Linked DNA regions of Mus musculus: region 1 is linked to region 2. A link is a loop called in an ENCODE intact Hi-C map of the cell type or tissue named here. Cell type or tissue: gastrocnemius. All regions are shown on one strand. Each heading gives the region's core, and the rest is flanking DNA. Links, peaks and the distances in the headings are about the cores only. Region 1 overlaps Capg (capping protein (actin filament), gelsolin-like). Region 2 overlaps Ggcx (gamma-glutamyl carboxylase).

Region 1 (16,041 bases), core at 3,116-11,115, 140 kb before region 2:
GCACCCACTGGAAGCTCACAACTGTCTGTAATCCAGCTCCAAGATTTGACACCCTCACATAGACATACATGCACGCAAAACACCAATGCACATTAAAAAGGTTTTTATTTTACTTGTGTGCACATGTGTGCAAGTGCCATGGAGCCCAGAAGAGGACATAGGATCCCCTGGAGGTGCCTGCGAGCTGCCTGGTGTGGGTCCTGGGACCAAACTCCAATCCTTTGCAAGAGCAGCCTTAGACCTCCTAGCCTCTGAGCCCCTTCTCTGGCCCCCTATTTTACTTTGTTTTGTTAATTTTTGAGTCAGCATTTCCCTCTGTTGTCCAGGCCGTCTTGGAACTCACTGGGTAGCCCAGATTGTCCTTAAATACATAGTGATCCTCCTGCTCCAGCCTCCCTGGTGGCAAGATCACATGTGTGAGGGTACCTTGTCAAGTAGCTATTGTTAGGAAATTTCAAATGTACAGAAAAGTTGTAAGTAGGAAATATTATGTGACAACAGACATCAGCCTCAGAGCCTTGGGGTTTGAGACACAGCTCAGTTGGTAGAAGGCTTGTCTAGAGTGCACAAAACCCTGCGTTCAGTTCTGTTCCACCCAGAGAATGTCTGTGGCACACAGATTCCCAGTTTTGAATGAGTGAGTTTATTAAGCATATAACAAGCATAGGTAAAAGGATAAATATCAAGTAACAGGTGAGTGTTCATCAAATCAGGTAGTGACCACAGCCAGCAGAAATGGGGGAACCCTAACCAAACAGTCCTGCTGAGCTGCCAGACTGAGAGAGTCCTGGGCAAAGCAGGACGCTTTCTCCATGGGGAAGCCTCCAGCCTCTCCTTCCCACTGCCGGCAGTTTTATCCATGAGTAAACAAGAGGGACCTTTGTTGGAGATGGTTTCCTGCCAGTGGGTCTCGACAGTGCCCTGTCTTTAATGCCCTTAGTTACTTACTGGCCTCCCTCCTCCCTCTTACAGGAGTGGGAGCCAGGCTGGCCCAGGACACCTAAGATAAACAGGCTTGAATCTGAGACAGGGATTCAAGAGTCAGCTGCCAGCAAGCACCAACAGCACATGACAGTTTACCAATATAATTTATATTAGAGGTCCCCAGGACCTGACATGTTAGGGCATACCTGTAAATTCAAGGTCATCCTAGGCCTCACAGCAAGTTCAAAGCCATCCTGGGATACAGCGGACCCTTTATCTATCTATCTATCTATCTATCTATCTATCTATCTATCTACCTATCTATCTATCTATCTATCTATCTATCTATCTATCTGTCTATCTATCTACTAACAGTAAACAATGACTTGTATAACTATTTTTTAAAAAGATTTTTTTTTAATTTTATGTATGAGTACTCTAGCTGCATGCACACCAGCGTGCCAGCAGAAGGCATCAGATCTCATTAAAGATGGTTGTGAGCCACCATGTCGTTGCTGGGGATTGAGCTCAGGACCTCTAGATGAGCAGACAGTGTTCTTAACGGCTGAGCCATCTCTCCAACCCAGGAGATCCTATTTTAAGAAGAACTTTAACTGAGTATGGTAGCCCACACCTTTAATCCCAGTACTCTGGGAGTCAGAGGCAGAAAGATCTGTTGTGAGTTCAAGGCCAGCCAGATCTATATAGAGAAATCCAGGGCAGCCAAGGTGACACAGTGGAACCCTGTCTCAGAAGGGGTTGGGGACTGAGAATGTGGCTCAGTTGCTAGAGTGCCTGCCTAGCATCCACAAGGCCAGTGTTCAGTCCTCCGTGCAAACCGAACCTTGTGCTGCACACCTGTGACTCCAGCACTCAGGAGGAAGAGGTCGGACCACAAGTCCGGGTCATCCTGAGTTGCGCAGTGACTTAGAAGCCAACCTTGAATAGCTGAGACCCTGTCCTTAAAAAAAAAGAAAATGCTGGAAGCTTGTAGGGAGGAATGGGGAGAATGGTTTACAAGCAGGGTACCACCATCCCTCCACATTTACACACACTCCAGCCCCAGGGGAGGAGCACTGTGAGAAAGGACCATGAATGCCTCACAGCACTGCTTGGAAACTATGTCCCCAGCAGAGCGCCAGGCCCACAAATAGAGTGAATATTTATTCACAGGAACAGTTGCTGGTAATTGGAAGCTTATTGTCAAGTCGTGGGTGTCACATGGAGCACAACACTTGTGCCAGGAACACAGTGACACATTTGGGAAGTAGGGGAAAGGTAAAAGATAGAGACAGACCAAGGGTTGCCCGGAGTTTTATTAGGCTTGGAGCACAGGAGGCCAGCCGTGACCCTGGAGTCGGGGAGAGGGGTGCATAGTAACCACAGGAAGAAGCGCAAAGAACCAAGTGAAGCTAGGTGTGACCATGCACTGATCAGGTAATGGAGGCAGGAAAGTCAGTGGTTCAAGGCCACCCTCAAAAATACATGGTACATTCCAGGCCAGCCTGGACTACATGAGACCCTGTTTCAAAAATAAGATGGGCCCTGGTATTTTTGAATAAATAAGCGGAAGTGTTGTGTTAGTTATTTCTGTGTGGCTGGGACAAGTTACCTGACCAAGGCAGCTTCAGGGAGGACTTCCTTTGTCGCACATGGCCGTGTGGTACCCACACTCAGGGAGCAGAGGCAATGAGAAATCTGCTCCGTTTCTCCTTCTCTTTCAGTCTGGGGCACTAGATCATGGATGGCACCACCAACGTTTAGGGTGGGTCCCCTGCAGTTAACCTAATCTAGATAATCCCTCGAAGCCAGGACTCTAGACCCTGCCAAGTTGACAGTGCAGAATAACCGTCAGCACCCCTCACCCGTGCTCATCCGTGCATGCAGCACGCCTAGTTAAGTGCAGTGGGCCACACGGGAGATGTGGACTGGGTGGGAGGACGGCTCGGTAGAGTTCCGTGGGAGAAAGGGGTTAGGTGGGGTATTGAGGGGGATACAATCAAAGTGCATGTGTGTGTGTGTGTGTGTGTGTGTGTGTGTGTGTGTGTCTGTGTATGTGTGTGTGCCTGTGTGTACATGTGTGCATGTGCTTGTGTGTGTGCCTATGTGTGCGTGTGTGAAATTGTGAAGGGTTAAATAAAAATAAGAATTACTTATCACATAGAGCAGTAAAGGCGACCGTAAGAATGAAGGAAAGGAAGATGGTTTGGACCCCTGTCTACACCTTAGTCATCGGGTCATACTGTCGCAGATCGTCATTGTCTTTGACCAATGCACCTTTTTTTGTTGTTGTTGTTGTTTTGCTTTGTTTTGTTTTTTTGAGACAGGGTTTCTCTGTATAGCCCTGGCTGTCCTGGAACTCACTCTGTAGACCAGGCTGGCCTCAAACTCAGAAATCCACCTGCCTCTGCCTCCCAAGTGCTGGGATTAAAGGCGTGCGCCACCATGCCTGGCTTGAAACCCTGTCTTTTTAAAAAAGAAGTGGAAAAAAGAGGGAGTTGCATGCAGGACTGGCTTGGAGCAACCTCCTGTGGGCTCCTAGATTCCAGGCCTTATGTAAGGTGGGACTCGGAGACGATAACAGCAGCTGCCACCTCTGTGGGCTTAGTTTCTGCCAGTCACACGAGGAGTAGGACATGTATATGGTCAGAGCTGGCCGGCCACTGACTTACGATCCTCCATTCCAGCAATTCCCCTTCTGTTTGATGTCTGTGAACATCACCCGCATTGCCATCCAGGCCTTGAGAGAGGAGTGTCTCTCCAGGTGAGTCCCTAGTGGATCAGCGTGACCCAGCAGAACCTGGTCCAGTCCTGCCCATGCCTTCTCCACAGCTCTGGTACCTGCTGGTTCTCAGAGCTGGGCAACATCTCCATACGCCAGCCCCCTCCCCTCACCACCTACCCAAGTGCCAGGTTGCCAAATGCTGCTGGGGTGGACTGGAAAGGGGTGGGGTGGAGAGGGGTGGGGCGGGGAGGGGTGGTGGCTTGGAGGCTTCCTGAGGTGACCAGGTAGGCCAGGGAGGAGGGCACTGGTGTGTCGGGTTCATGTGTGGCTAAGCAAGTCACCTCCTCTGTCCTGTAGGGAGTGTAATCGGCGGCAGAAGGTCATCCCGGTGGTGAACAGCTTCTACGCGGCTACTTTCCTTCATCTGGCTCGCGTGTGGAGGACCCAGCAGAAGACTATTTTAGACTCAGGCTTTGTCCTCAAAGGTTGGCACTTCCTCCTGTGTCCAGGGCCAAGGATCCCAGGGTAGAACTACTGTCCTCCCCGACTCCCTCAGAACACCATGGGGCCTTCTCCATTCTCTGCGACCCCTCCTGCCTCCCTGTCCACCACACTCTTTTGTTTCCTCACTTGCTTGTTTGTTGATTGTGTGTTGAAGCAGGATCAATCTATGAGATCTTGGCTGGCCTGGAACTTGCTGTGTAGACCATATTGGCCTCGAACTTATGACAGTCCCTCTCCCTCTGCTTCCCGAATACAAAGATTACAGACATGCACCACCGTGCCAGGCTGCGGCTATGCCTGGTGGCCGTATGCGTCTGATGATTGCTTTTTATCACAGTTACTTTTGTTTAGGTTTCTGAGATGGAGTCTGTCACTGTAACCAGGTGACAGTCCTGCATCCACCTTCCTTGTGTTGGGATTACAGTCTGAGCCATCATGCATGGCTCTTGATGATCACATCACACAACAACAAAAACCTCTCATCTTCTGAACCAAAAATGTAGCTTGCTCGGCAGAGTGCAGGCAGAGCTCTGTGAGTTCAAGGCCAGCCTGGTCTACGTGAGTTTCAGACAAGCCAGGGCTACGTAGAGAAACTCTGTCTCATAAAACAACAACAGAACAGAACTGAAAGGCGGCTCAGTGGTTAAGACAGCCCGCTGCTCTCGCAGAGGACCCGGTTAGGTTCACAGCACCCATGGCCAGCAGCTCACCTCTGCCTGAAACTCTAGCTCCAGGGAGACTGCTACATCTCCGGCCTCTGCAGGCATCCACACTCACACCCACACACCCACAACCAGACTCATTTACAGACTTTAAGAAATAATAAAAATAAACCTTGAAAATATACCATCAATAAAAAGCTCAGGACGGGGCTATGGCTCCATTGTGAGGGCACCTGCCTGGCATTCAGGAGCCCCTGGCTCAACCCCAGAGATACATAAACTATGTGTGGTAGCCCAAGCTTGTAATCTCAGCAATCATTAGCCGCAGACCCAAAGGTAAAAGGTTAAAGGTCTACAGGAAAAGTGTCTCAAAACAAAATCAGAGCCAAGGAAGCCAGCGCTGGGGAGATGGCTCAGCAGTTAAGAGCACTGGCTGCTCTTCCAGAGGACTGGCTTCTAACACAGAAGCTCACAGCCATCTGTATAGCTCCAGTTCCAGGAGATCTGGTGCCCTCTTCTGACCTCCTCGGGCATCAGGCACACCTGTGGTACACAGCCATACACTCAAGCAAAACCTCATACATATAAAAATAAATAAAAATAGTACATATAAGCCGGGCGTGGTGGTGCACGCCTTTAATCCCAGCACTCGGGAGGCAGAGGCAGGCGGATTTCTGAGTTCGAGGCCAGCCTGGTCTACAGAGTGAGTTCCGGGACAGCCAGGGCTACACAGAGAAACTCTGTCTCAAAAAACAAACAAACAAACAAATAGTACATATAAAATAAATAAAAGTAATACATATAAAATAAATTTAAAATAAAATAAATAAATAAAAAATAAAAATAAAAAATAAAAACCTTAAACACTGAAGGCTGTGGAAGCCAAGGCCTGGTGGTTGGACTGATTCTGCAGAGTTGAATTCTGTGTCACAGCAAGGAAGTGGCCCCTGGGCGCTCTCTGGTTTTGCCATTTGGCCATCTTTGATGACTGTTCTATCTTTAAAGGACAGGGGTAGCAGCAGGATGTGGTGGCGCAGGCCTTTGATCCCAGCACTCAGAAGACAGAGGCAGGCAGATCTCTGTGAGTTCGAGGCCAGCCTGGTCTACAGAGTGAGTTCCTGTGTGGTCTGGGAAACACAGAGAAACCCTGTCTCAAAACACAAACAAGGGCAGGGTTTGGAGAGGTCCACACAGCCATTGCACTTGCTTCTGGATTTGAGTGCCACCCCAAGACCCTTAAGCCTTCATTCCCTGCTCTCCTCTGTTCCAGACTTGGAAGCGTTGGCCAAGAAGAGCCCAAAACGACTGCTCAAGACCCTGGATGACTACCTCGCCCAGGTGTCAAAGGGACAGACCTCCTTGTTGGAGGCACACAAGCGCCCTGGATCACAGGGACCTCACTCCAGGGATCTCACTTTCACAGGCGTGTGTGACCTGCAGTCTCACTCATTCGAGAGTGCAGGGTTGATCTGACCCACCACGGAGAGACCAGGACAGGCTGGGTCGCTGGGGCTCTCTGAACTAAAGAATCATGTCTGGGCCAAAGCCCTTCGTGCCCCTGCAGATGAGACTAGGAGGCTCCCGGGTGTGTGTAGTGACACCCACGCCCACATTTCTACATCAGCAGAGCACATTCAGGCAGCTAGAATTACCCCCCCATGCCGTCCTCCAAGCACGGAGTCTTCTGTCCTTCCCAGCTGGACTCCACTTCACAGGGTTGGACTCCTGATATCTCAGTGGAACTGAACAGAGCACAGGGCCAGACAGCCCTATCAGAATTGCCTACACGTCTGCACCTAGAGGCAGAGACCCTGGAAGCAACAGCCAAGATTCTGACTCCCAACAGCTGTCCCCAGTGTCTGTGGTTGGAATTGGAAGGACAGAGACAGCAATATCTTCAGCCATCAGGGGGCAGCACAACACAGAAAAAGTGACTGATAGGCAGGTCCTCTCTTCCTCCAGCCACCGATTTTTCAAGACACTTGTTTCCACCCTACCCTTCTCCTCTTTCCCCTCCCTCTCCTTTGCCCACCATTGTTTGTAATCTAGAAATGGGTACTCGGCTGGCTAGACTAGTCATTGAGCGTCCCACCCCCAACGCCCACAGGCTGGAGCGCCTATGGAGACCACTACCTATCTACCCTGGCTGAGAGGCAAAGGAAACTCACCCACCAGCAGTTTTAGAATAAAGGAATTGTTGTAATCTCTGGTATTTTCTTCCAAGATGAAGTTCTTTCAGGGCTGGCCTGTCCCCCACCCCCAACCCCCTGCTGTCTGAACACCGGACTGAGACAGGCAGATCCAAGTGCCTAGGGTTCAGTGGGGTTGCAGACCCCAGATTGGAGTCTTTTAACTACTCCGTGGCTACACACCACCTGAGCTCCCCAGCTGCACCTGCAGGCACAAAGATGTCTTTTTCTGTATCATTATTGGTTGTGTGTATGACACGGGGTGTGGGGCACACGCATGATAAAGCAAGCATGAGGAGGTCAAAGGCCAGCTTCGTGAAGTTGCTTCACTCCTAACACCTTTAAGTTCTAGGAATTCAAAGCCAGGTCATCAGGCTTCCGTGGTGGGCTCCTTACCTGTTCAGCCATCTTGCACACCCCGGCCTGGAGATTTCTTGCAAGCTCTGGCCAATAAGCACGGTGCTCTTGTTAAGGCTGACTGGTGTGGTGTCCACCCCAGGGGTCTCCTGCTTTTGCCTCTGGGCCTGGGCCTGGGCCTGGCTGTTGCTCCCTCACCCCAGACACACACACACACACACACACACACACACACACACCTGACCACCCCAGCCTCTCTCACACACACACACACACACCTGACCACCCCAGCCTCTCTCACACACACACCTGACCACCCCAGCCTCTCACACACACACACACACACACACACACACACACACACCTGACCACCCCAGACACACACACACACCTGACCACCCCAGACACACACACACACCTGACCACCCCAGACACACACACACACACCTGACCACCCCAGCCTCTCTCACACACACACCTGACCACCCCAGCCTCTCTCTCTCACACACACACACACACACACACACACACCTGACCACCCCAGACACACACACACACCTGACCACCCCAGACACACACACACACACACACCTGACCACCCCAGACACACACACACCTGACCACCCCAGACAGACACACACACCTGACCACCCCAGACAGACACACACCTACCACCCCAGACAGACACACACACCTGACCACCCCAGACACACACACACACACACACACACACACACACCCCTGACCACCCCAGACACACACACACATACACCTGACCACCCCAGACACACACACACACCTGACCACCCCAGACACACACACACACCTGACCACCCCAGACACACACACACACACACACACACACACACACACCTGACCACCCCAGACACACACACACACTCACACACACACACACACCTGACCACCCCAGAGCCTGGAGCCCCCTGTGCTCCTCCCATCTTCCCTTAAATGAAGCTCTAGAGGCCTGTGTCCATCTCTGCCTGTCTCTGGCCACTCCAAATCTGGTCCAGAGACAAGCAGGCCTCCCAGGGTGCTTGTGACATGCCCTGCAGTTGGCCTTCCGTCCTATCTACAGGGTCTCAATTATGCTTTATTACCACGCCACTTCCTCCAGCCCCCATGTTCACAGGCCAGCAGAGAGGCCAGGAAGGCAACTCAGTCCCGTGTCAGTTTGGTGCTTCCTTCCCTACCATCCGTCCCTTGCTAGAGCCTGCAAGGCTGAAAGAACAGGATCCCAGCATATCAGGGCCCAAGCCAGGTGGACCCTAGGAGCATCTGGCTGGAAGGGGCCAGCATCCCCAGCAGGAACCCTTCAACCAGATCAGGGTGCACATAGCTCCAGGATAACCCAGGAATCAGTTCTACTAATAGATTCACTTGAGAGTTGAGGTGGAGTTAGGAGACCTCTGATAGTGGTTGAAAAACTGTGTGCTTTTCTTGGGTGTAGCGGGGACAGCTATCCATGGAAGACCTTAAAGTACTCCATAAATCTAAAACTGTCAGAATTACTGAGTGGGTGTCAGCCTTTCTCTCTCCCTGGCACGTACTCCTGTGTGGCCAATCAGAGGCTGGAGGTCTCAGGGTCACCAAAGAGGGGGTCTTAAAGGAGTTTGCCTTCCCCTGCTTCTTAGCACAAAATCGGCAGGATGAATTTGATCAGCCTTCCCGGGTTTGTGTGGGCCAGAACAAGCCAGTGTGTGACAGCTCGGAAGCCACACTCAGGGTGGCTGCTGTCACCAAGACATCACACACTGTTGGGTGTTGAGGGGTACTCTTTGTGGCACATCCCCCCGCCCCTCTCTAGCTAGTTTATTTTGAGATAGGGTTCCATATCGCCTAGGCTGACTTTGGACTCGCTCTATAGCGAAGGCTGAATTCACAATCCCCCTGCCTCTGCCTCAGAAGTGTCAGGATTATAGACATCTCTTCTCCCTAGCACACGCACTCTGTCCTCTTTGTCAGGCCATACCACGCCATGAACAAAAAACAGAACAGGGCTGGGACCAGGGAGAGCAAGCAGCCAAGGGTCAGAAACAGGGCTGCTCCTGTATAAACTGGAGTTTTTCACATACACACACATGCATTCAGGGCCTCTCCCCTATAGAAGGATGCTTTACACACACAGGCCTTGGGCTGCTCAGCCAAACACAAAACTCAGTTGAGCAAGGGACAACAGCTAGCCTGTTCTAGGGCTGCGGCACGTTCTGTTCCACTCCTGGGTGAGTGTCATCATTTAAAACTGCCTCGGGGGTGTTTGTTAGGGTGTCTGAGGAAATTACTGGCTTGAACCGAAATCTATCCCAAGTCACAGCCACTGCCTTGACTCAGCTGGGAATGTGAGACTTGAAAGCGACGCTGAGGCCTGGCATGGTGCCGCCTCCTTATTAGGTTCTTCTGGGCATGGTGGGAGTTGGCCAGCAGCTTGATGGCAAGTTCTGGTCATGCAGAGCCAGTCCTGGGCTCCTGGGAGCTATGGACTTGCATTTATGTTCTACTCTCCGCTCAGCATGGGGCTGAGCCTGAGTGAACAGGTGGGACTAAAGCCAGTGGGGGATGGGGTGAGGGACAAGCCACACAGGAAGAGAGCAGGGAATGGAATGTGTCCTTTATTGAGCATCCAGAGGGCACCTCAGTGCTGACCCAGCAGGCAGGGGTGGGAGGCAGGAGAGCAGAGATGGGGGACACCCACCCTCACTTCCAGTTCTTGAAGAATTGCTTGAAGATGGGACTCTCTCGGCCCTGGGGCAGTATCTCCACCTGCAGTGGGAGAAAAGCTGGGCTCACAGGCTGCCCACCTCTACTTCTGAGGAAGTGGGAGGGGCAAAGGACACCAATGACAGGGGTAGGCAGCAAGGACTGAGATCAGATGTAACCTAACCGAGAGACACTGCAGCTGCGCTGCCAGCTTTGTCTCCTGAGAGAATGCTCCTCTGTGACTCAGGATTCTTGTCATGCCCTGTAGTTAGGTTGCCCTGCTACACCAGAGACTACGTACGGTGCTAGGGCATTTTCCCTCGTGTGTTCCATCAGCCAAAGGGTCTGCATCTTCAAGTGACCTGTGCTCACTAATATCACTTGTACTGTGGTTTTTGGATACCCCACCACACTCACACACACACACACACACACACACACACACACACACACACACACACACACTTTTGTGGGTTTTCCTAGAGGATTATGGGGGGGAAAATCCTCTAAAGGGCTATCTGGCCTATCGTGATTTAGGAGAGAAAAAGACCACTTTACCCCATAAACATACCACCCACCTCACAAATATTTTATAAAATTGTCTTCAACATCCACAGTGCAGAACCCAGAGAGAGCTCCCCATCACGGGGGGGGGGGGGGCGGGGGCGGAGGGGGGATTGGATGCACACCAATCTCTCTTTGCAGTGTTCCTTTGCTTGAATTTACTAAATAAACTTTTGCTCAGACTGTCTGTGTCTTGACTGAATTCTTTCATTCAAGAAGACAAGAGCCCTTGTAGCACCAGGTAAGAGGAGGCAAGCAGTGTAGGCCTGTTCTGAGAAGACAGGAGACACAGCTTCAAGGATGGGGCCCTCAGTCTGGCAGATGCCACCCAGTAGACATCGTCTTTCCCAGAACTGACTCCTGGGATTCACACCTATGATCTCAGCACTTGAGATGCTTGAGACAGGAGAACTGCTGTGAGTTCAAGGCCAGCCAGGCTATGCATAGTGAATTCTAAGCTAATCTGGGCAACAGGGGGAGACACTGTCTCAAAAAAGGGGAAGGTGGGGCTGGTGAGATGGCTCAGCAGTTAAGAGCGCCAACTGCTCTTCCAAAGGTCCTGAGTTCAAATCCCAGCAACCACATGGTGGCTCACAACCATCAGTAACGAAATCTGATGCCGTCTTCTGGAGTGTCTGAAGACAGCTATAGTGTACTTACATATAATAAACAAACAAACAAATGTATTGCATATGTATGTCTGCAATATAAATTTAAAAAAAAGGGGGGGGAGGGAGAGCTGAGGATGCCCTGGGTTCAATTCCCAGCACCGGGGAAACCAGATGAGGTGACACACACTTAGAGTCCTAATAACTGGGAAGTACAGGCAAGAAGAGCAGAAGTTCAAGACCATCCCTGGCTATACAGAGAGGCCAAGCCTGGGCTACATGAGACCCTGGGACAGAGAGGCAGAAGGAGAATGGCTCGTGCAGCCACCATGCTGAGGATAGCCAGCCACCGAGTGACATGCTGTCCTGCAGGCTCCCGGGAGTCTCTTTGGAAACAAGTTTTGAGGTTGTTGTTGTTGTTTAATGCTAAAAGACTGAAAAGGCCTTTCCACCTAACAGGTCTGAAGGTAAGCCGGTCTGCTCCCAATTCCTGAGCTGTCCTGCTCTTGTCCAGTCTGGGAGTTGGAAGTCACAGGAAGAAGGGTCCTCCCTGGAGGAGGTGGGGGAAATGGTCCCGTCCTCACCTGAGTGTTTGGGGAATACCTCATTCGAGAGATGAAGCCATCAGCCACTTGGAGGGCTGCCTGCCGCTCTTTCTCATTAGCTTTTCTCCCTGGAACACAGATTTCAAAATGAGAAGAGAGTGGGTGGGGCTGACCGCAGAAGGCCTGCCCAACATTCCTGAAGCTCTGTGTTCTGCCCTAGCACCACAGAAAACCACCTGCAAGCTCATCTTCAGATACACAGGGAGCCTGGGCCGCACGAGGCACTGGGGGGGGTGGGGGGTGGGCGCGTACTCTAGGCTCCATCCCATTTCTCTTGAGGAAACTTAAAGGGTCCCAGAACACCTGACAGTTTTTAAAACAAATGAACCCGGAGTCCCCAAGAATGTTGAGGGAGTCTCTGGGGTATGAAATCAGCCACCTAATACTTTCCCCAGAAAGGTGGCAGCTCTAAGCTAAGATTAAGTAAATTAATAAATAAATAGACAAAATAAAAACTTTTCTCCTGTATCAGCAGACTCTCCTAGCTCTGATCAAGCCATCTTTTAGGAAGGAAGAACTTCCACCTAGACATCACACTGGAAGGCCAGAGGGCTGGGGCAATGGCTCAGAGGCCCTGAGTTCGATCCCCAGCACCCACACAGCACTCACAGCCGCCTGTAATTCCAGTTCTAAAGGATCCAATGCCGTCTGCTGGCTTCTGAGGACACTGTACACATATGGTTCAGACATGCATGCAAGATACACACACATAAGTACACATAAAAAATCAAAAAGAAACTCTAGAGCCCGGGCCTCCCTTCCCTGGAGCCCCTCACCTTTTGTGTGTGAACAGTGTGGCAGAGAACACTGTCCTGTTACCAGACCTTTTGTGTGAAACTAAAGAGAACACAGAATGCAGTTTCTTCTAGAGGTGGACGGACTTGCACAAGGCCAAAAGCTAACATGCTTGCTAACAAGATGCTCCTAGAACTAAAGAGCACACAGAATCCACCCAGTTACACTGGCAGTCACTGGAACACTTCAAGTTGAGGCATTTTCACAAGGAAACAGAGCCAGGCATGGTGGTGGCTGGTTCTCTGGCCAGTGTTAAAAGTGAACACTTTAACTACCTGTGAGCTACCAAGCGTCTGTTGGGATGTAGCTGGTGATAGAGCACTTGTCTAGCATGCCCTGGGTTCCATCCATCCCCAGCACCAGAGAAAAGCAGGCATCGTAGTGCATGCCTCCTTCCTAGATCAAGAATTCAGTCATCCTTGGCTACAGAAGTCAGAGGCCAGCCTGGGCTACATGAGACCTTGGCTCAGTGGTTGACAGCACTTGCTGCTCTTGTGAAGAACCAGAGCTCAGGGCTGGAGAGTTGGCTCAGTGGTTAAGAGAACCAACTGCTCTTCAGAAGGTCCTAAGTTCAATTCCCAGCAACCACATGGTGGCTCACAACCATCTGTAAAGGGATCTGATGCCCTCTTCTGGTGTGTCTGGAAACAGCTACAGTGTACTCATAAATAAAATAAATCCTTAAAAAGAAGAAGGAGAAGAAGAAGAAGAAGAAGAAGACCAGAGTTGAGTTCCTAGAGCTGGTCCATCAGGAGGCTCAAAACTGCTTTTTAACTTCTGCTCCCCTCTGGCCCTTGGTATCCACAAACATGTGTGAAAGAGAGCACATGTGCAGAAACACAAAAGTAAAAACTAAAGTAAATCTAAACAAAACAACAAAAAATCCAAACCCAGAACCTCAGCTGAAGGAACGGACAGCCCAGACCTTCCTGGGAACCGGCAAAAGCAAGCAAGCTCCCGGGGTCATGCTGTCTCCAGATTTCTATGGTCAAAGCAAGCATCCAGACTCCTGCACACAGGCAACCTTTCTTCTTCTAGCAGACACAATTTCTTGGAAAACCACGGCCTGCAAGTGTACTGCATACTGTATAAAGTGCCTACTAAGACCATCTATTTAAATTCTATTTAATTCTATTATAGTTAATAAAGAACCTCAAGATCAGGCACTGCAGAGCCCTGAAGGCCTGGACATGGGCCAAGAGTTCTCAACGCCCCTCAGGCAAGCCCTGGGAACATGTTAAATATACAGGTGGTCAGGCTCCAAGCCAGACCAGATGAATCTGAATGTCTGGGATGGGCCCAGCCGTATACTAAACAGGCCCTTGAAGTTCTGAGATAGAGATGGGCTGAGGTTTTCAGAGATGGCTGAGCCCGCTGGGTTCAGAGCAGCTGCGGTGCCCTCAGGCTCACACAGAGGAGCCATACATACCCTTCCAGATGTAGATTTTGCCACACAGCCCGTTGTCCAGAACAAAGCAGTCATCTGGAATTAGCAGTTCAGAGGCAAAAGGGCTGGAGTCAGCCACCTTGGTCAGATTCATCTGTCCAGTGGCATCAGAGACCTGGAGAGGAAAGACAGTTCCCAGTGTGACACAGACACAATTCAGTCCTCACCTGGAATCATGGGTTACCCAGTTGTCTCTACCAACAGTTCTGAGAAACAGGCAGGAAGAGCCCTCCCACCCCACCCCTACAAAAAAAATCAAGCTCCAGAAAGACTCTCTCTTGTCTATCACTGCAGTCCAAAGGCCACAAACCCCTAGGGGAAGAAGTGAATTCCACTTTACAAGTAACTGCACCGGTTCAAATCAAGACAATCTTAGAATTAGCATCTGACCTTCACCAGGGGCTGGAAGTGAATACCATTCTCTTTCTCAGAGGGCGTCCTTCCCACCATCTCTCCTCCAGTCCCCACAAACCTACCTGAGCCCTGGCCCAGCCTTCCCACAGCCTCTTCCCTTCAGCTCTGTACCCTGGCCACCTGCAGATGCTCTGTGCAGGATCTCACACCAGGCCAATCCCCAGCAGGCCTGTAGTGCCTACCTTATACAGGGCTGCAGCCTGGGCGTTGGTCTGGTCAGCTGTAATGTCTTCCTCGGGGTTACCCTCCTTCAGAGCAGGCTTGGGGCCCAGAACCTGAAGAGCCAGGCAGGATTACTGGGGCTTCTGCACCCCAATTTTCCAAGTCACCACATGCAGGGCCACCTGTGTTCTGCACTGGGAAAAGCAATGGGCCCAGCCCACCTACCCGACAGCCTCTTGCCCTGAGAACACATCCCCAGAACACAAAGGTACCCCATGAGCTAGGGCTGAGTAGGAACCCAGATACCCCCACCCCTGCCAATCCTCTGTCAGCCATCTTCATGCTCCCAGCTTATCGCTGTCTCTCCTGACCACATCCAAACAGCATCTCCCAGCTGCCCACCCCAAGATCCCCAACCTGAATCATCTCGGCTGGCTCCTCTCCATCAGTGATGATTTCCACCTGGGCCTTGCCCTGCCGCTCGCTGTCCCTGATGGCCAGGGCCAGGTCCCTCGCCTTGTTGCGCTCAAGGATGTTGGACTTTCCACCACACCAGGCAAAGATGTTCTGCAGAGAAGCCAGACAGGCTCATCACAACCAGCTGCCTCTGTCCTGCCCACCACTGAGAAACTGTCCCCACAGGCAGGGAAACTATGCCGTGAGTGATGGCACAGGCTTGACCTCGGCACTCAAGACACAGACGCAGATAGATGTCTGTGTATTTGAGACCTGGTCTACAGAATGGGTTCCAGAACAGCCAGGGCTACACAAGTTTCAGTCTCTGCCTGTCTGTCTGTGTCTCAAAAAAAATTCCAAGGTTCAATTCTCAGTACCCACAAAGTGGCCCACAACTGCCTACAGCTCCACTTTCAGGGGATGCAATGCCATCTTCTGAATTTCAAGGGCACTGGGCACATATGTGGTACCCATGTACGCATAAAGAAAAAAAAAAAAAACCTTAGAGTGCTTCTTACCCTAGTGCTGTCTCTGCATCACGTGGTTTTCCTCCACATCACCGACCACCATATATTTTACCGTTTTTATCTTGTTTATAAATTATGTCCTGAGGTTACTACAGAGGTGACTCAGTGGTCAAGAGTACACACTGCTCTTCTAAGAGGACCTGAGTTCTGTTCTGAGCACCCACAATAGGCAGTTCACAACTGCTTATAACTCCAACTCTGGTGCCCCTCTTCCAGGCTCTGCTGGTATCTGCAGTCACATGTTTTTCCCCTCCCCCTCCCCAGACTCAAACAATACATATTTTTTTGTTTGTTTGTTTGTTTTGTTTTGTTTTTTCGAGACAGGGTTTCTCTGTGTAGCCCTGGCTGTCCTGGCACTCACTTTGTAGACCAGGCTGGCCTCGAACT
Region 2 (15,565 bases), core at 7,566-15,565:
TACTGGGCCGCTTCGCCCGCCGCTCCGTTCGCTCCGAGTCTCCAGCCTGCCGAGAGCTGAAGCGATCCTCCCTCTGTGTCTTCCGCAGCCCTCCGCCTCGCCGCCTCTCAGTCTCCTCAGAGTCGCCCTCTCTCACCGCCGCCGCCATGAACGGGCAGCTCAACGGCTTCCACGAGGCGTTCATTGAGGAGGGGACGTTCCTCTTCACTTCCGAGTCTGTAGGGGAAGGTCACCCAGGTGAGCCGACGGGGACTCGGAGGAGGGAAGGGCGGAGGGCAGTGGCGCTGGGGGTGGTCGAGGCCGTCTCCGGCGGCGGTGGGCATGGCAGCGGCCGCGCGCTTCCCTCGTGGCGCCGCGAGTTTGCAATGTGCGGCCCCGCTCCCCTCCCCCTTTCTCCGCTCCTCATCCGGCGGCGCGCCCCGGCATGCGGAAGGTTCCAGAAATCGAGAAGGGCGGGGGCTCGAGGCAGTTTTGAGATCGGCGCGGGGAGGGCACTGCTTCCTCCTCTTTAGTCCCGTCGCCTGGAAAAACCTCAAGTGGGCGACCCCGCCCCGCGTGCTCGCGTCCGGCCGCCGGGAGCGCGCGCCCCGCATTGCAGCGGCTACCACGTGTTCGCCGCATGTGGAATTGGGGCGAAGCGGAGCTGGCGGCCTCTACCCACCCGACCCCTAGTTTGGAAGTGGGGGCTGGTGTCTCCGAAGGTCCCATCTCTAATATCCCTGACTTCCGGCCCCTGGAAAACGCTTAAGAGCATGGGTAGACATGCCCTTTAGCCTTCAAGGTGACAGACTGCCACTGACTAAATATAGCGCGAATTAGAGAAGGCATCCCTTATTTAGAGTGTGCTTGAAAAGGATGAAGTGCATGAATTAAGTGTATACTCCCATCGCGTTAGGTTTCGTTTTAAAGTCTTCCCTTTGGTCTTTTTCCTACAACTAAAGGAGGATTTATTTCATGTTTCCTTAAGGCTTTGTCCACTGAACCGCCATGATGAGATCGGTTATAATGAATCTATTATATGGACTTTGGGTTTCAGATGGAACATAACCATTTAGTAAATACTAATATTCAGTTTGAGCTGTTTCCGTTCGCAGGGGGTCCACAGCAATATTATTACATGGCTTGTGAGGAGCATCTTGATGAGTGATGGTTGAAAGACAAGTGTTGCTGTGGCTCCTCCCACACTCCCCTCAAGGAAAGGAGTATCTCCATATCTATTGAATCACTCCTTAGTACAGCCATTAGATTCCATCTTAAGGTTCTGTGGCTGCAATACACATTTTGGGGTAGTAACAAAAATCAAGGAACATAGAGCCAAGCACAGTGGTACACTAACTACTACAATCCCAGCGTTTAAAGTATGGAAGCAGTTTAGTTTGTCAGCCTGGGCCACGTGTAAGACCCTGTCTCAATACCACAAACATTCCAGACCAGGATACTGCCATTTTCTAAATTGATGAATCAAGGAGAAATTGGATATGGCTTAGAGCACACTTGAAAGTTTCCTGGAGCCGAAGGCAGAGGCAGGTGGATTTTTCTGAGTTCCAGGACAGCCAGGGCTATAACCCTGTCTCAAAAAAAAAAAAATTACTGCATTTTTTGTTTGCTGGTGTTTCTTCTGTTAAATTTATTTTCATGGTTAAAAAAAAAATCTCATTTCCCTATTGTCTAATAATAGGGGAAATGGACTGTTTTAAGAAGTTAATGACCTGACAGTTGGCTCTTTAGTAGGTTTGTAACATTTTAAATGTGGGGGATAAAAAGAACAGTTGTCTCTAAAATACACTGTGAGGTTATTTCCTATGGTAGGCTTTGAGATATCAAAATAAATCATTTTGACTTTGATTAATCTGAAGGGCAGAGGCAGGTGGATCTCTTGAGTTCAAGGCCAGCCTGGTTTACAGAGCAAGTTCTAGGACCGCCAGAGCTGCACAGAGAAACATGTCTTCAAAAACAAAAGACTGGAGATTCTCCCTCTCACCTTGCAAATACTACTATAACTTTACATCAAGCTTCTGTCACCTACAAATTCATAGCTATATTTGCTTCTTGGGTTGCACATAAACTGCTAGTTACATGATGAGATAGGGTTAGTAGTAATAGTTAAGTTGAACCAGGAACTTTTATTTTCCAGATAAGATTTGTGACCAAATCAGTGATGCTGTCCTTGATGCACACCTTCAACAAGACCCTGATGCTAAAGTGGCTTGTGGTAGGTACAGAGCACTTGTTTATGAATGGCAAAAAAGGCGTTTGAAGCAAAGTTTTGTGGTATAGGTAATACCAGCTACTTGGGAGGTTGAGGCTGGTAGCAAGTTAAATGCCTATGTGAGTAATTTACTAAGACCTTATCTGAAAAACAGAACATGAAGCCAAGCCCAGTGATACAGCTTATATAACATGATTGAGTTCCTCAGCAAAAACCCCCCCCTTAATATTTTAAGTATAAAACTTTGTTTTATTAGAAACTGTTGCTAAAACTGGAATGATTCTTCTTGCTGGGGAAATTACATCCAGAGCTGCCATTGATTACCAGAAAGTGGTTCGTGAAGCCATAAAGCACATTGGATATGATGACTCTTCCAAAGGTATGTTTTAAAGATTTTTTTCCCCCTGTGAACTCATTTTTGCAGATACAGAATCTGCAAAAATGATGCTAGTGGGAGAGACTTCTGGAATGTTCCTAGTAATCCTTGACTCTACATAGTTACACCATATCCTCTAAAATGTGACACATAGTGTAAAAGCAGTCTCCTATCCTACAAATAAAGTGACAGATTCTCATCAATAGTGTGACCAGACATGATGATGTAAACTCAACTTCTGGGTGTCAAAGCAGGAGTTGGCTGCTTGCTTAGTTGTAGTTTGAAGTCAGCCAAGTTAGAGACCTTATTCCAAACCATAGAGGGGGCAGTAAGTGAATTATGTGAATATGGTCTTTTAAAGAAGTGCTTGACCACTTGGCTTTGGCATGTCCAGCTTTCTAGCAGCACAGCACTACTGTTAACATTTTGGAGATAAAAGGAAGGTTACTGGAACACCTTGTTTTATAGGGTTTGACTACAAGACTTGTAATGTGTTGGTTGCCTTGGAACAACAGTCACCAGATATTGCCCAAGGTGTTCATCTTGACCGGAATGAGGAAGATATTGGTGCAGGAGACCAGGTATTACGATGTTTATTAGGATCCTTTTAAATGTTAAATTCTGACACTTTTATTGACCACTTCTCCATATTTTTAGGGTTTGATGTTTGGTTATGCCACTGATGAAACTGAAGAGTGTATGCCTTTAACCATTGTCTTAGCACACAAGCTAAATGCCAAATTGGCTGAACTACGCCGCAATGGTACATTGCCTTGGTTACGCCCAGATTCTAAAACTCAAGTAAGTAGTGATCTTAAACCTACATTTCTCTCAAATTACATTAAAATTCCCAAGTTAATTATAGCTGACTAGGGAGAATCCTTGTCTTTTCTGCTATATTTGAACTTATGATAGAGAACCCACTATAAAGCTGTTTGACAAGTGTTCCCATCTGTTTTGCATTCAAGGTGACTGTGCAATATATGCAAGATCGGGGTGCTGTGCTTCCCATCAGAGTCCACACGATTGTTATATCTGTTCAGCACGATGAAGAAGTTTGTCTTGATGAGATGAGGGATGCTCTGAAGGAGAAAGTGATCAAGGCTGTTGTACCTGCAAAATACCTTGATGAGGATACAATTTACCACCTACAGCCAAGTGGCAGATTTGTTATTGGTGGGCCTCAGGTAATATATGAAATGTTTTGGTTTATCGTTGGTTTCTGGATGCCACCATTTTTTTTTCTAGTCTGCTTCCTTCATTTCACATACACCCTGTATCTTTTGTAGCCTAGGCTACCATAGAATTCACTACGTATCTAATGTTATGGCATTGTGCAGCTTGTTCTGCCAACAAGTGCCTCCCAAGTGGGATTATGGGTATGATCTACTTCTGGCTATAGATGAATCTAGAATGGGTACTAACCACCTCTTATTAGAAAAATTACATGGCCAAGAGTGGAAGTACACCTTAAATCCCAGTACTTAGGAGGCAGGAAAAAACACAGGTGGATCTCTGAGTTCCTGGACAGCCAGGGCTATTATATATTACACAGACCGACTCTGTCTCAAGGGAAAAAAATTACATGACTTAAATCCTATAATTCCAGGGTGATGCTGGCCTGACTGGCCGAAAAATCATTGTGGATACTTATGGCGGTTGGGGAGCTCATGGAGGAGGGGCCTTTTCAGGAAAGGATTATACCAAAGTGGACCGTTCAGCTGCTTATGCTGCTCGTTGGGTGGCAAAATCCCTTGTTAAAGGAGGTCTGTGCAGGAGGGTTCTTGTTCAGGTATGTAGTGAACATTTATATGGGAGAAGGGTACTTAGTAAAATATTTCAAATACTTCCCTATTTTATAACAATGTATTTCTGACTTTTAGGTCTCTTATGCTATTGGAGTTTCTCATCCATTGTCGATCTCCATTTTCCATTATGGCACTTCTCAGAAGAGTGAGAGAGAGCTATTAGAAATTGTAAAGAAGAATTTTGATCTTCGCCCTGGGGTCATTGTCAGGTAAAGATGGTAAAACCTATTGCTAGTGAGATAGGGGTTTGGGACATATATACTAAAATCTGAGGAGATAGAGGTAGACTTCTCGTGAGGGGAAACAAATTTTAATTCCTAGAACATGCCAATATTTTAAATTGTCTTCAGACAGGGATCTAGCTGATTAAGTTAGTGTTCTGTGACTTAAAATAACATTCTAGAAAGTTCTCCATCTTTGATTCTGAGCTTTGTGCTTATCTTAACTAAGGGTGCTACATTAAGAATAAGCTAAAGTGGGATGCTCAAAGTTACAAAGAAAATAACCATAGTGGTCAGTGATTGGACCTTGGTAAGTATTCAATTGGAATTCCTGAGAATGATAAGTTTTCATTTGTCAAGCCAGAGCTGGAAAACAAGAACTGTAGTTACTATTAATAAAAACTGCAAGTAACACAAGGGAAGTAACAAATACTTTCGCCATGAACTTTTTTCCTAGCAAACCCCAGGGAGAACTGAACTCATTTGCCAGAACTCTTGAAATGAGTCTTGCTGATTGTTTTGCTCTGTTTTAATTTAATGCTACATATTAAGTTATGGACTTGTATATTCCAGGGATCTGGATCTGAAGAAGCCAATTTATCAGAGGACTGCAGCCTATGGCCACTTTGGTAGGGACAGCTTCCCATGGGAAGTGCCCAAAAAGCTTAAATATTGAAAGTGTTAGCCTTTTTTCCCCAGACTTGTTGGCGTAGGTTACAGAGAAGCCTTCAAGCTCTGAGGGAAAGGGCCTTCTTCCTAAATTTTTCTGTCCTCTTTCAGCTCCTGATCAGTTGCAGTCACTCTAATCAATGACATGAATTTTAGCTTTTGTGGGGGACTGTAAGTTGGGCTTGCTATTCTGTCCCTAGGTGTTTTGTTCACCATTATAATGGATATAGTGAGCATAGGTGAGCCATGTAACTGCCTAGAAACAAACACTGTAGTGAATAATGCTTTGAAATCGAACCTTTGTGCCCTATCACCTAATCCTCCAAAGTCCTAATTGCAATTACTTTCCCACCAGATGCTGAAAACATCCTTGTAGTGTGCACGTAAAGTACTTGTAGTTTGACTGTAGACTCTGGCAATGCCACAGCCCTGTCAGCATGAATCTGTAACGTCTTGAGCTCTATTTATTGAATGTGAAGCCCCTGTCCTTATCCTCCCTGTAACTCATTTCTAATTATGTAGTTCTTTATCAGGGAGTGTTCCTATCCAATCAATCTTGCATGAAACGAAAGTTTCAGTTGGAGCTCTAGCCTGACTTTGAAAAAAAAAAAAAAAAAGGCAGTTACGATTAAACCATCTCCCTGGTGCTTATGCTATTAATTGCCACCTCAAACAGCACCAAATCAAAATCTCTCCACTTTTCAGCTGTCTTTGGAGGACGTACGTAATAAGGTTTTATTTAGTAAACCAACCCTATGCATGGTTTCAGCACTAGCCAAACCTCACCAACTTTTAGTCTAGAAAAACAGGCATTTGGCACCCTTGTGATATACAGAGAAGTCACAGGGCAGTACCTGAGGGTCTGTAGGTTGCACACTTTGGTACCAGGTAACTTTTTTTTCTTTATAAGAAAGAGTACTCCACACTGCACAATAGCTCCTCCCAGGGTTTTAACTTTGTTTTATTTTCAAAACCAGGTCCAATGAGCTTTCTGAACAGCTGGTGTAGCTACAGAGAAACCAGCTTCCTTCAGAGAGCAGTGCTTTTGGCGGGGAGGAGGAAATCCCTTCATACTTGAACATTTTCTAATTGCTTATTTATTGTATTCTGGGGTATGGCGTAAGTACAGAGAAGCCATCACCTCAGATGGCAGCTTTTAAAAGATTTTTTTTTTTCTTCAACACCATGAATTCCTTTAACATGTTTCCAGCATTCCCAGGTAGGCCAAGGTGTCCTACAGAAAAACCTTGGGTTAGACCTACAGGGGGTCTGGCTGGTGTTAACAGAAGGGAGGGCAGAGCTGGTGCAGCTGGCCATGGAGAAAGCTGACTTGGCTGGTGTGGTACAGAGAAGCCAGCTTGTTTACATGCTTATTCCATGACTGCTTGCCCTAAGCAAGAAAGTGCCTTTCAGGATCTATTTTTTGGAGGTTTATTACGTATGTCTGGTTCTCAATTCCAACAGTTTAATGAAGATCTAAATAAAATGCTAGGTTCTACCCAAACTGTGTCTATTACTTGTCCATTGTTGCTTTCTGAGCTAAAATTTATAGCATCTGCTACCCATTGCCAGCAATAAAGTTTTCAACCAGGACTACGATAAAAGCTTAGTGATTTAGAAAGCCTGGCTTATACTGTGCATGCACCACGGTTTATGGAGGTCAGGATTTTTATTCACACTTGGAGATCCGTCCTGGGAAATCAACACTGTCTGAAGGCTTTGGCAATTAAGTGCTGCCTTTTGGATGGCAGAAGCAAGCAGAACAGGGGTCAAGAGGCTTCTGTGATGGCAGGAATTTAGTCTATATGCTAGATAGGTATTTTACTCTTTCTTGGCACTAAAAACATTTAAGAGTTGGTTTTTCAAGTCCTGGAACCCTGTAGACCAGGCTGGCCTCAGATCCGCCTGCCTTTGCCTCCCCAAGTGCTGGGATTAAAGGCATGCGCCACCACTGCCTGGCCATTTAAGAGACTTTAAGATGAGACTAATTTCATAGACATGTAGCTTTAATTCATAGCAATCAGAAACCCTGCTATGGTGTTAATGTTACACAAAATGTATTGATTTTCTTTGCCTGGTGGTGATGGCAGCTTGTTCCTTTAATCCTCCCACTTGGGAGGCAAAGATAGACATAGTTAAATTGCTGGTAGTCTCCAGAATGGCTCATGTATCCATCCAATTATTCAAGAATAGCAAGTCCTTATCTCAAGTTTTTAGAGGCTTGCTTGCTCAAGACAAAAATGACAAATTGCCCACTGGCAAGAACAGGACAATTAGGAACTTGAGATCCTCAGCTACATAATTTATATTTGGGGGTGTCCTGGGGTGAGACCATCTCAAAAGTGCTCTACCACATAGATGTGCTTGTGAGATCTTAAAAGCTAGCTTGAGCCCTCAATCTTAAGGAGGTCCTGAGAAATACTAGGTACATAAACACTTAACTAGGCCAGTGAGAAGAGAAGGAAATATGGGCAAGCAGGAAGTGTACTCGAGATAGGTGGAGTACTAAATAGGGTCTTGCTTCCCCTGCACTGTCCCTAAACTGAGCCTCTGCTGAAACTATAGATGCATACCAGTGCCCAGTTTATTTGGTAAGACTTACTGCATGGGAGACTATGTTACCAACTGAACCCCCATTTCTAGTCCCAAGCAGCTTAACTACTACTGAGCTCATCTCCACTTAATTCACTCTTAAATCAACATGGAAGGAGCATCGCGTGAACCTTGGGTTCATAAGCACTGCAAAAGTTTGAAAAGGACACCCCCCCCCCTCCTTACTACTCAGGGCTGACCGTTTAAGGACATAATGCCAGGTTGTATTTCATCAGAGCTCCCCGAGCCAACCCCTCTGGCCCATTGTATGCATTAAGCTAGATTTTTGGTTCTCCATTCTCAGACCTAACCTGTGCAATTGACCCTACCCTGGTCTTATCCCTAACTAGATTTCAAAATAAAGGGTGAAGGGATAGAGTGATAGTAGAGATAAAAATAGGATGAATAGAAGGAAGATGTGATGGAGTTGGACAAATACAAGAAAGCAGAAAACCTCAAGGCTTATGACTCAGCAATGGCTTAGAGAGTTACCATTCACTAAGCTGATTTATGCAAAAGTAAGCCATCTGGCTTCCCTATTTAGTAGTGCTATTCTGATGCCAAAGATGCTGAGCAACTTGCTGGCTACAAATAGGAATAAGTAAATTGTAAATTAAAATCTACCTTGTGCATTTGTTAGTACCTGGTCACCCTAGTCACTTGGCATTAACATAAGTTGTAAGCTATAATTCTTCAGCTTTAGTGTTGGTGGGTCTGAAAATTACAAGCAGCAGGATACAGGACCTTAAATCTAACAGATTTCAAATTGTCAACTCCCAGATGCCTTTGGGTAAATTTTGTCTTCCTTTCTTCAAAGGTAAAGGCCAATGCTTCTTAAAGTACTAAGTATGTTAATTCAGGTACACTGCTTCAAATGGTACCAAGCACATAGCAAGCACAATGAATTCAGCTACATTCACTGTGGTGTAATTCCTTTTCCTAAAGAACAAGTCAACTTAAAAAAAAAAAAAATGACTATTAATAAGCCAGGTAGTGAATTTTGAGACCACTAAAACAAGTTTAATAAGAAAGCCAGGTAGTGATGTCCCGTGCCTTTAATTTCAGCACTCAGGAGAGCTGGTCTGGTCTACATGGAGAAATCTTGTCTATAAAAACTAAAAGCCCAGTGGGGCGTGGTGGCACACACCTTTAATCCCAGCACTTGGGAGGCAGAGGCAGGAGAATTTCTGAGTTGGAGGCCAGCCTGGACTACAGAGTGAGTTCCAGGACAGCCAGTGCTACACAGAGAGAGACCCTGTCTTGAAAAAGAAAAAATACAAAAAAAAAAAAAAGAAAAAAGAAAAAATGTAAGCTATAATTTTAAAGAACTTATAAGGGGAAAAAATGTAAAGGGAAAAGCAACTAGGTTTGGTGATCTATGTAATTACAAAACAGGCTGAAGCAGAGGGACCAACCATGAGTTTGAGGCCAGCCTGGGCTGTACTGTGAAAGCCTGTCCCATATCATTTTTCTCCAAAAATATGTTCTTTGCGTAGACAATAAGCCTATAACAGGCTGCCCCCACATCTGCACAGAGCATCTGTACATCCCTCAGAACTCAGAGTGAACATGCTCAGAATCTGGCTCTGACGGGTGATTTGAAGAATCTGTGTTTGAAGCACTTGACTCATCAACTGGTTCAAATGGTCGCAAGTTTGCATATGTCACCTCTTGGGCTAGTTGCTCTAGGGAAGGGCGGCCTAATAGCAGGTTTCGGAGTGAAATTCGAGTCATCAGGAAGCTGAAAAGAAAGGTAAACACTCAGTCCAAATGTATGTTTCTATGTAACTTCAACCAAAGCCCTCAGGAAACATTTGGTCTAGACCCCTTCACCTGTGGACACAAATTACCTGAAATGACCCTTCCACATCTCAAATGCAAGCAGACCCTACTCTGAAGCTTGACAAGATTCTAGGGTAAAACAGGAATAACCATGGAAAGGCTAAAGATAAGCAGGCGGAAGGGGGTGAAGAGGGGAGAGATCCCTAGGATTTGTTATGCTAGGGGAGAGTAACCAGGCTTGTTGAGCACCTGATGGCAATGACATGCTTCTGTGACTGAAACTTACCTGCGTCGAAAGACGTAGAGCTTTCGCAGCACGAAGCGGAGAAATCGCTCATGGAAAGGGCTATTTCGCCTGCGTTCAATTTCTTGGAGCTTCCTCTGTCGTCTGAGAAAAGTTTGGACCAGAGGTGTTGGCTCAGGGCCCCCTTTTACTTCCCCTTCCAAAAGAGGCTGAAGTTCTGGAGGCAGGGGCCCTGTTTCTGTCCAGAAGACACCAAAAAGGATCCGATGAGAAGGCCCATTCTCATTTAGAAAGCCCATTTCCATCAACTAGAAGCTTCACGCACTCTCTTTGATGTTCGATTCTGTAACACTGACTTCTAAAACCAGGTACTCTCCCTGCCCAAGCCTTCATGCACTCACCACTTCCGTTCTCCACCTTCTCCTTTAATTCTTGCAGATATGCCAGGTCTTGCTCCAGTGCGACCTCTGTAGTGTTGACATAGACGTACATGTAGCAGGAAGGACTAGATGATACAGTATAGACTTTATGGTACTCTCCAGCAGGCAACTGGTGCGGGAACAAAGGACACGTTTCACTCTAACGTCCCTAGCTAGGCTATTGCCGCCCCACTCTAATCCTACTGGTGCTTTCTTTCTGTGCGTTGGGAGTCTGACAACGGCCTCTGGAATCACAGCTTCTCCTAAATTTCTAACGTTCTTATTTTACGATACTAAATCCCCAGTTAGTTATCACTGCTAACCCCAGAAAATACCTGCATTTTCTCTCCTTCTTGAAGAGTCTGATTTTTCTGTTCTGCCACCAATTCCACGGTGACTTCTCCCTGCAGCAGCTGGATGCTAGTGTTGCCCAGGTCTTCACTCACAAAATTCTCCAAGTGAAGCCCTGCCAGGAGCAAGAGAGTTCACCATCCCACCCCACCTCACCAGCACAGATAGCACACCTTCACAGCCATCGCATCCAGAGTCCCCTCCCTACCCCATCATATGCAATGTCTCTATGGTCAAGGAAGCCAAAGAAAGACAGCAAAATCTCCCCTGGCCTTCCTCCATACCAGGGAAATCTGCAATGAAGACCACCTCGGTGTGGTTGTCCAGACTGCTCTTAATATCCTGTAACTTGGTCCTCCAGGGAGATAAATCCATCAAGAGTGGCTGCACCCAAGGTGTGCGCTGGAAGGGGGACCAGACAGCCTGCACGATGTCCACACGAGGGTCAAAAAGCCTTCAAAAAGGAAACCATGTTCTCAGGAGGCAACAGCCACCCACCCACCAGATTTCTGGTTCTGCTCCTTTCACCACTGAACCCACGTTCTCGAAGGAGTAAGATTTCCCAAAAAAAGAAATGCCCGCGGTCAGCATGTTATTGCCAGTCCATGGCAGAGAGGAGGGGAAAGAATGTGAGTTAGTGGCCACCTGAGACGGCATTGTGTTAACAGTGTCTGAGAGAACAGTCAGTTCACTTTTCTCCTGGATGATGGTGCCCCCTGCTGGACCACAACCAGATCAACCCCGACATGCACTACACTGAGAGAGAGCCTTGTAAAAAGCAGACAACTGGGAGACTTCAGCTTTTCATCTTGGCAAAAAGAACAGTGCTTCATCTTTCCCTGTCGCTGCTCCCCTTGCCCACCTCTGCTGGAAGCGGTCATTGATGGAGACCCAAATATCAAAGTAGATCTGGGGCTCAGTGACATTGTACTTGGGAAGCAGGAGGCTCAGGCAAGTGGCATATTGCTTCAGCATGTCTGCATGATCCTTCCATCGCCGGCTCTGTGTGAATACCTGCCCCAAACCCCCACATTAGTCCCACGTTGTCACTGTCAACCTCCAAGACATGCACTGCCAATGACATAAACATCTCTGCCTGCTACCTAACTTTACCAGGAGGGAAAAAAAGAAAGTTGTCTTGGGTGGTGAATTTTCATTGCTAAATATTTACTTACCTTTCCAAAAACATAATCTTAATTCAAAACAATGACAAACTATCTCATCTCTATCCACAGTATATATGTTAAAAATATTCAGCACCAGCTGAAACAGGACCAGCCTGGGATATATAGAAATACCCTGACTTATTGATTTAAAATATGGTCTGTTGAGATGGTTTAACAGGTTAAAACACTTGCCATGAAACCCTGAAAACTTGAGTTAAATTACCAGAACTCACAATGCTGTAGAAAGAACTAACTCCTCAAAGTTGTCTCCACATGTGCCTGTCTGTCTCTCATGTGTACACACACACATACACACACAAACACACAAAATAATTTTTTAAAAAAACTTCAAAAAGCTCAGGGATGAGGATGTAGCTCACTGTTAAAAGTATGTGCTTAATATGTGTTAGGCCCTGGGTCCAGCACCAAAAAAAAAAAAAAGAAAGAAAGAAAATGAAAAAAGAAAAGGTTCCATCTGGTTTTTTGAGGAAATGCAGAGACCCAGTTTGTTTTACTTTATGGTGTCGGACCAAATACGATCTCTGAAGAACTGGCAGCATCAGAAGTCTCACCCCAGGGTTAAGGTAGCCCAGCTCGCCCGTGAGGCCGTCGCGGTAGGTGATCTTTACGTGCTGGTGGGAGCGGGAGTGCACCATCATGTCCCAGGAATAGCCATACAGCCCATTTGTCCAGTTATTGTAACCCTGGGAAGACAGAGCACACAGCATTGGTTTAGTGCTTCTCTACCAAGAAGACTACAGAACTAAGCCCTTCCTTCCTTCCTTCCTTCCTTCCTTCCTTCCTTCCTTCCTTCCTTCCTTCCTTCCTCCTTCCTTCCTTCTTCCTTCCTTCCTCCTTCCTTCCTTCTTCCTTCCTTCTTCCTCCTTCCTTCCTTCCTCCTTCCTTCCTTCCTCCTTCCTTCTTCCTTCCTTCCTTCCTTCCTTCTTCCTTCCTTCCTCCTTCCTTCTTCCTTCCTTCCTTCTTCCTCCCTTCCTTCCTTCCTTCCTTCCCTCCTCCCTTCCTTCCCTCCTTCCTTCCTTCCTTCCCTCCTTCCCTGATCCTGCCACACCAGGCACAGCCCGAGCCCAGCCTTGGTGTGGGTGTCCAGATGCCACGAACCTGGGTCAGGAAGTGGGAATAGGGCAGGAAGAGCTGCTCTAGGAGGTAGAGCAGGGTGAAGATGGCTCCCAGCTGGTGGCGCAGCCCGGGCTTCGGGCCAGCTTTGCCCCGGGACCTCTTATACACACAGGAAGCACTAGGCCGAGGAGCGGCTTTGGTGGGCAGCAGCTCTTGCAGCCTTTTCGGGCATCGGGCTACCAACTTCCGAGGCCATTCAGCTGAGCAGAAGAGAGGGCTGCTGGCCAGCATGACATAGGGAAACATCCCTAGGAAAGCAGGAAGAAGACATGTCCGTGTGCTCACACTCCTTCTACCATCACCCCTTATGAAGTACTTCTACAGTCTACTTCTCAAGTGCTGGGACTAGAGGCGAATACCATCCCAGCTGGTTTCCTGTGGTGCTCGGGATGGAACTCAGGGCTTTGTGCACTCTAGAGAAGCACTGCAGCAGCTGAACTGCTTCCCGAACCTAGAAGTGCTTCACTGTTCTTCCCACAGACCCTCACTGTGCAGCACGCTGGCTGCCCCCGGAGCTCCCAAGCCGCTCATCTTTACCTCTTCCCACTTTGCAGTGACCATACTGGGTTCACCCAGTACCATCTCCTGCCTGTGGATCACCATCCCCAGTTGCTTCCCACGGCCCTGCAGTCACTCTCCCTACCGCTGCAGGCACTGACCGATGCTGAAGAGCTGCGAGTTCATGCAGTGAAAGTAGGACACGAAGAACAGGCCGACGGGTCTGGAGGCATCAAAGAAGAGCAGGAAGCCAGCCGAGAGGTCAAGGAGAAGCCCACACCAGTGTACTACCAGCAGGCTTGTCAGCTCCTCCGACAACACCAGCCTGCAGACATGGGGACAGAAGGCCAGGGCTGGTCAGCTGGCTCACCCAGCAGCCAGAGCACAAGCATCAGGTGCTTCAGTAACCTGTCCCTGACGAAGGATCTGCCCAGCAGTGGGGTACAACAACTAAGCCCCAGACGCAGACAGAATGTTCTACACTGGAGTTTCCAATCCCTTGACATTTTCAGGTGTCCATTTTCTCCCCCAAGACCCCCTGTACGAGGAGTAAGGCCCAATCTCCTGGGATAAAACTCGACTGGAAGCATGCTGGAGGAAGCTGGCGCCCCATGGACATCCTAGAGCAGAAGTGTGGAAAGGCGAGCCTGGGCTGGGCGTGCAGCTCACAGAAGGGGGGGCACGGGGCCCACGGCGCTTGCCGCGCATGCAAGAAAAAAGCCCCAGGTCTGCTCCCCAGCATCTCACAAAACCGGATGTGGCGGTGCACACCTGTAATCCTAACGCCTGGGAGGCAGAAGCAGGGGGATCAGAAAGGTCAAGGTCATCCTCATGGAGCTGGGGGCTCGCCTGGGATAGATGAGACCTTTTCTCAAAAGAAAAAGAACAGGCTCACTTTTAAAAGTTGACCGCACTGGGCTGGTAACATGGTTAGGTACTAAGCCTAGAGATCTGAGTTTGATCCCTGGCACCCACAAGGTGGAAGCAAAGAAGCAACTCCTGTATGATGTCCTCTGACCTCCACACATAGGCCACGGCACATGTGTGCCAAGTGTACCTATAAACACATACAAGTAGATACATGGAAAAATGAAAATGTAAAAAACGAGTGACTGGCTGAGTAACAGGTCAAAGTTCAGAATGTGGAAAACAGGAAGTGGGAAAGAGCAAATGAGGGCGACTTGGAAGGAAGGAGAAACCGCAGATGAGGCTGCCTGTCAAGCAGGAGCGGCATCATCTGCCTTTGCCAAACTGTCTGAGAGCTCCTGTGGAGACTACAGTCGCTGGAGAGATGGCTCAGCAGGTCACTGCTCTTCCAGGGATCCTAAGTTCAAATCCCAGCAAGCACATGGTGGCTCACAACCATCTGAAATGGGATCCGATGCCCTCTTCTGGTGTGTGTGAAGTCAGCTACAGTGTACTCATATACATACAATAAATAAATAATAATAAAGAAGACTACAGTCATACTGCATTTAATGCTAGAAGAGGCAGAGGAGCTCTGAGTTCAAGGCCAGCATAGTCCACATAGTAAGGATCAGACCAGCCAGAGTTACATAGTGAGTCCCTGTCTACAAAAAATTAATAAATACAATAAAAAGAGTTGGATCAGGGCTGGGGTGCTTGTCTTATATGCATAAAACAGAAAAAGTGAGCAAGCCATGAGAAAGAAGGCAGTATGCAGCACTAGCACTGCATGGTCTCTGCATCGTCAGCTCCTGCTTCCGGTTCCTGCTCTGCCGAGTTCCTGCCCTGGCTTCCCTCGATGATGGCAGAGGACTGGGATGGGCTGGATGGGTGCCCAATTAAACCCTTTCCTCCACACGCTGGTTTTGATTGTGGTCTTATCGCAACAATTGAAAGCAAAGTTGGACATTAAGTCACCTAATTCTGATTCCTTTCTCTTTTTGACCATCTATAGCACAGAGTCTCCAAGATGCAGTTAGGCCTCCATCTTTCAGCATCATTACTCTGTATCCGGCTGAACGGGGAGATAAGGCAAAAGTCAGATATGTGTTACACAGACCTGGCGAATGAGGCCCCCGAAAGGCCTCTGTGCTGACCACTCACTTGAAGGGACTGAAGAGCCAGTG

The links. A loop is a pair of places that touch in the nucleus more often than their neighbours do. Peaks named below come from ENCODE experiments on the same cell type or tissue, not always from the same donor. Only the 100,000 strongest peaks of a DNase experiment are listed, where the experiment ranks them.
Region 1: a loop joins it to region 2, with 7 times the contacts of the local background. A loop is called at or near these places in 26 of 42 quality-filtered maps.

The regions. Positions count from the first base shown.
Region 1 is chr6:72,556,908-72,572,948 of GRCm38, reverse strand. Capg (capping protein (actin filament), gelsolin-like) reads right to left here. Exons shown (of 10, transcript NM_001042534.3): 6 at 15,089-15,238; 7 at 14,692-14,784; 8 at 14,078-14,210; 9 at 11,833-11,921; 10 at 9,966-10,139. The coding sequence ends at 10,074. Elmod3 (ELMO/CED-12 domain containing 3) reads left to right here. Exons shown (of 12, transcript NM_001253692.1): 10 at 3,612-3,688; 11 at 4,007-4,134; 12 at 6,086-7,027. The coding sequence ends at 6,288. Among named protein-coding and RNA genes, the nearest start is that of Capg, 16 kb to the right of the region's middle. In gastrocnemius, for the core only: CTCF peaks have their summits at 5,347 (motif pointing left) and 6,711 (motif pointing right); DNase peaks (open chromatin) are centred at 6,335, 6,723, 7,418 and 9,853; H3K27ac peaks cover 2,949 bases.
Region 2 is chr6:72,424,018-72,439,582 of GRCm38, reverse strand. It overlaps Ggcx (gamma-glutamyl carboxylase), which reads right to left. Exons shown (of 15, transcript NM_019802.5): 6 at 15,543-15,565; 7 at 13,634-13,797; 8 at 12,957-13,222; 9 at 12,410-12,541; 10 at 11,534-11,685; 11 at 10,956-11,125; 12 at 10,656-10,786; 13 at 10,303-10,450; 14 at 9,944-10,139; 15 at 8,477-9,616. The coding sequence ends at 9,427. Mat2a (methionine adenosyltransferase II, alpha) reads left to right here and starts at 27. Exons shown (of 9, transcript NM_145569.5): 1 at 27-237; 2 at 2,135-2,212; 3 at 2,466-2,588; 4 at 3,054-3,166; 5 at 3,243-3,386; 6 at 3,554-3,772; 7 at 4,195-4,377; 8 at 4,469-4,602; 9 at 5,188-6,787. The coding sequence starts at 147. The coding sequence ends at 5,290. It overlaps Particl (promoter of Mat2a antisense radiation induced circulating long non-coding RNA), which reads right to left and starts at 900. Exons shown (of 1, transcript NR_046011.1): 1 at 1-900. In gastrocnemius, for the core only: a CTCF peak has its summit at 11,382 (motif pointing left); DNase peaks (open chromatin) are centred at 11,370 and 13,057; H3K27ac peaks cover 442 bases.